2 separate regions of the Homo sapiens genome follow, and region 1 is linked to region 2. A link is a loop called in an ENCODE intact Hi-C map of the cell type or tissue named here. Cell type or tissue: MCF 10A. All regions are shown on one strand. Region 1 has its middle 57 kb from the start of PPP1R17. Region 2 overlaps PDE1C (phosphodiesterase 1C).

What was found. Hi-C counts contacts between places; a loop is a spot of excess contacts. Peaks named below come from ENCODE experiments on the same cell type or tissue, not always from the same donor. Only the 100,000 strongest peaks of a DNase experiment are listed, where the experiment ranks them.
Region 1: it touches region 2 in a loop (2.8-fold over the local background); 7 of 110 quality-filtered maps call a loop at or near these places.

The regions. Positions count from the first base shown.
Region 1 is chr7:31,743,153-31,745,652 of GRCh38, forward strand. It overlaps a transcript of PDE1C not described here. Among named protein-coding and RNA genes, the nearest start is that of PPP1R17, 57 kb to the left of the region's middle. In MCF 10A, a CTCF peak has its summit at 1,317 (motif pointing right); a DNase peak (open chromatin) is centred at 1,339.
Region 2 is chr7:32,042,899-32,045,398 of GRCh38, forward strand. All of the region lies in intron 2 of PDE1C (phosphodiesterase 1C), which reads right to left. Among named protein-coding and RNA genes, the nearest start is that of PDE1C, 26 kb to the right of the region's middle. In MCF 10A, no CTCF peak of the experiment used is centred here; a DNase peak (open chromatin) is centred at 953.

The sequences.
Region 1 (2,500 bases), 300 kb before region 2:
TTTGTGAAATATGACTTTTATCCTGCTGGGATCCTGCTAAGTCTTTGTAAAAACTATTTTCATTACATTTAATATCAAGTCTAATCCATAACATGATGTAGCCCTTGCTTATCCTGAGAGTCTCATCTTATGCCAGCCTCCTAGTTGTTCACTCTGCAACCATAACACGGGCCTTCTTCGGATCAAAAGTGTATGCTCTTTGCTCCCGCTCTTCCCCCTCCTTGGAATGTGCTTATCTGTCCTTCAGATGCCTGAGGCTGCAGCCCTGCCACAAGTAAGACAGGAGAGTCAATAGGAGTATAAGAAAAAATGACAGTTTCCACTTCAGAGGACGCTAGAACCATGCTGTCAATGACTGAAGTCATAAAACCACATCAGCATTGAGAAGTTCGCTGGAGGATGCAGTGTGTGTGTGTGTGTGCGCACACACACACACACACACCAATTCTGTTCTGCAAAAAAGTAAAATAAAACTAATGTGTAAGCATTTCACTCAAATTTCAGGGAAGCAGGGTTTTCTACTTAATTAGAAACTGGCTTCTGGAGTAACAACAGAAATACTAACTTAACAGCAACTTAAAGAAATAATAGGGGTTTATTTTTCTCATACAGTAGTAACTCCCAAGAAGTCAGCCAGGGCTGGTGTAGCAGTTCAGTAATTTAATTGGAGCCCAGGCAAATTCAGTCTTTCTGCTCTGCCACATAGAGCATGTCAGATTTCATTTCCATGATTGTCATGAACTCATGGGCTGCTATATCTCCAGGCTCAAGTGGGCACTCCAGGCAGGAAAAGGAGAACTGGAAGAGGCTGCCCCCAGATGTAGGACAACTGGGAAGTTGAGTGTTTAGTGTTTACAGCTTCTCTAGAAGAGACAGGCGGGGGAACAGCCTTAGAAATGGAAGTTGGGTCAGCATTAGCATACTAAGATTAATAAATATACATTAATGGTGCTGTAGTCATTATTATTTCCATATGTAAAATATCATGGATATTGTCATTTATTTAGAGTTCTGTCTTTATTATATTTACTATGATTCCTACAGTTCCTCTCACACTATTTCCCTGAGCTCTATTTTCTTCACAGATTAAGGTTTCTTTATGTAGACAAACACACACACACACACACATACACCTAAACAATATGAGTTTTCAAGAAGCTAATCCCTGTGTTTGATGAAGAAACAAACCTATACAGAAATGTAGTGAATGAAAATGGTATACTTCACAACCTGCTTGCACTTTTGAAATCTAAGACTACATTCATCCAGCTAAAAACTACCTTGAAGGATTCCCTGAAACTCATGCCTCTACAGGACACCAGGTGGCAGTGCAGCCTAAGAAGTGACTGTGAGCGTATCAGGTGCGATCTGTTGCTTGAGTACATCAAATTAAATAAACCAGTATAATTTTTTGCGTGCCTATGGAAACCTTTGAGCCACTTAATCATCATGGCTTCAATCTCATTTCTAGAAATGATCAAGGCATGATATGCCCTTTCAGTGACACCATTGTATGTGGCTTATTAACATTCAAATTCTTTTAAGATGGGAGGCAGTTCATAGAAAACACAACTGTGCTATCTAACACAACATCTCCCAAGGCATTTTAGCCTAGTTTAGTAAGTGGTGAGATCACACTCTGATATTTGTTTCCAAAATTCGGGAAACTGCAGTACTTTCAGTGGTAGGATGTTTGAGGAAAAGAAAGGTTCAGACAAATTGCCTACTTTTAAAGGTAAGGCTCTAAGGGCTGGAGCTGTGTTCCTCTCTTCACCAGGGATTTTGAATCTTAAAAATATAGCAGAGATATGTGAAGAGCAAAGTAGCTTTTTTTTTTGAAAGATACGACATTTCAATCTTTAAACATAAATTTATTTATCTGGATGAAGTGAGATTTTGGCACATAAAGAGATGTTTAACCAGCACAACAGAGCATTAAGATAAAGGCAAAACTATGCTCTCTCTTCATCTATGGATGCTAATTGATTTTAACAGAATGAAAACTCCAGTGGGTTGGAACCAATTGCCTGGCGCTCTGTGTCGAGAAGGTTTCTGAGACTATTTCTAAGCCTGGTGAGAAAAGTTAGTGATTGTCTGCTGGAAGTGGGAGATGAAGAGTGGTAATATTTTCCCTGAATTTATACATTTCCCATCCCTATCTTGTTTCCATTTGGTACCACATCCTCTCATTACATTTTCAAGGATCTGTTTTACATAAAGCACTATGTTGATCACTACGGAGGATATAGTATGAAAAAGAAATGGGATGGTCCCTGCTCTCCAGGAAATGATAATATAGTAGGAAAGCACCAGGATCTATGTAATTTGTGGGAGAATGATTTAAGTGTCTCAAATAAGTAAAATGAGCATGATGAGGAGTAATCCCAGCAAAAGGCCACTTTTACTTGGAGAGATCAGGGACCAAGTCCCAGAGAAGTTGAAAGTTTATGTGGGGCCTAGGAGAACAACTAAGATTTCCAAAGGCAAAAGGCAAGTAAAA
Region 2 (2,500 bases):
ACATTCGTTCTCAGATTGAATCTCATCTCTTTACAGACAAGGACACTGAACCAGAGAGGAGCAATTCGGCACAGCTAAATGTGACAGAACACAAACACGATTCTTAATCTTACCTCTTTACCAGTGGTTCTCAACTAGAGGTGATTTTGACATACACGGGACATTTTTGGTTGCCACAGCTAGGGGAAGATGAGATGTTACTGGCATCTAGTGGGCAGAGGCCAGGGATACTGCCAAACATCCTACAATGCACAGGACAGCCCCTACAGCAAAAGCATCAATAGTGCCATGGTTAAGAAATGCTCACCTACTCCATTGGACCAGTGTCTCCAGGGAGTCTGAAATCTGCCTTTAAAGCTGCTGCTGCTGGAAGTTGAACTTGGCCCCAGCATGGCGGCCCTCACTAATGACTGATTCAACCCTGTCAATTGTGCCTCTTAGCATTGAAAGCCACCAGGTTTGGGAAGGATTTAGAGATTTGCCTCCTCAGGTAACTTAAAGTCTGGACATAACTTTTGAAGCACCCTGATATGCCTGGGCATAAGTGCTATTGACAGTCCTGAAAATGCACTTCGGTCTTATTAGGCAATCTAAGAAACTTACTCTCAAAACCATTTTGGCAAAACACCGCCAAACAGCCAAATGATGCACAACCACACAGATACCTGAATATCAAATATTCAGAATGATCCACCCTGAGCAAATACATCTGATACTGTACTAAGCACCTCCAGGATTAATGGCTTGAGTAGAGGAAACACAGAGATTGAAGCACTGATTAAAGCTAAAATACTCTCAGTGTTTCCACCCAAAGCTTGAGTTCCATGTTGCAGGGACTAAAAAAAGAAAAGAAAGGCAGAGTCAATGATTTAAGCAATTATGTACTTACTGATTCTTGCCATGCATGCCATCTGTCTTGCTGACCTCACAGGCCTCTACACCGGCCAGTGTGAGGGTCAAATGAGAGTCTACGTGTGGGAGTATGCAGTGAACTGCAAAGCCATTTGAAAGTATGAGTCACAATCCAAACTTATTTACCCAGAGTTCCACCTAGTAACTATGACGTTAGTTCTGACCCATGATAGAAATATATGAAGGATCCCAATCTGATTTATTCATAAAATCAATGCACATTTAATAAAGATCTGTCATGCCCAATGCTTTTGGGGAGCATATTCCCCACTTAAAAAAATCAGTGATGCCACAAGGAATGACATGCACCCCACTAACTCTTATACAGAATTAGAGAAGCAGGAACTCTTTTAGGTGGAAATACCTAAGAAGTTTCCATTGAAAGGGATGGTCTTTGAATTGGATCTTGAAGAAAAGATGGGATTTCAACAGATAAAAATGAGAACATTTAGAGTACTGGAAAGAATATGAAAGAAGAAAGGATCATAAAAAAATCAGGCAAATATGACAGTCAGTAAGGAGTTCAGCTTGACTGGAACTTAGGGTGAATGGAACAAGGTAACAGACAAAGCAGCAAAGTTTAGGTGGAAGCAAGTGTAGGCAGCCTTAAAATCCAAGACAAGAAGATAGGCATTTAATGGCCAACAGGAAGCCAATGGAGATTTGTTGCTATTTTTCAAACATAGAAGGCACAATCAGAGGAGCTGTGGAGAAAGTAATCAGACATAGGTATGCAGCATGGAGAAGATGAAGAAACCAGAGTAATGAAAGAGATTAAAGAGGCCACCCAATACTCTAAGAGACAGGTGATGAGACTGGACCAAGATCATGGGAGGGAAAGTAATGTGAAGGAAAAGCCCACAATCCGTTAGGGACCCATTGATCATGGGCAAAGAGGAAGAATAAAAAGTTAAAGTTGAAGGAACACCCAACAGAAGATCATACAAAGGGGCTCAGAAGTTTTGATCCTGGATAAATGGAAGAATGGTAGTAATTATCAGACATAAGGAAGATGGAAGAGAAAAGACGAATGAATTGTGCCTAGATGATCCTCTTGACTCAGAAAATGACAGCTCAATGCCAAGGTCACTCCTGCTACTGGTGTCTAGATACACTACCCAGACGAAGTGCCTGAGCTATTATACTTACTACATCTCAGCACCCTCTCATCCCATGCCTAGTTCCCAGGTGAAAGCCTCTAAATAGCCTTTCTGGGCCTAGATCCCTACACCTGTGCCCTGCCCCCCTCCCACCCCCTCCCTTCCCCCCACCGACTCCTGCTGATACATTAGCAAGGGTAAGTGAGTGAATGACTAAGTAGTGAATGAGTGATGGCTGCCTGTACTCTGAACTCTGATCAAAACTATATAGACTCTCCATCACTCCCCTTCCCCCACCCCCAGCCATGTTTTACCTGAAATTGTAGTGCTTTTTGGCCCTTTCTCACATTAACTGCCCCAGGACTTGCACTTGCAGGCTAAGTCTCAGCATCCATCTGTGACTGGGGCTCTAACCAGACCACTGTGGCTGCTATAAAGGCACCCTGATTCAGGTGGCAATCTTGGAATGTAAACTGGACACATTCTCA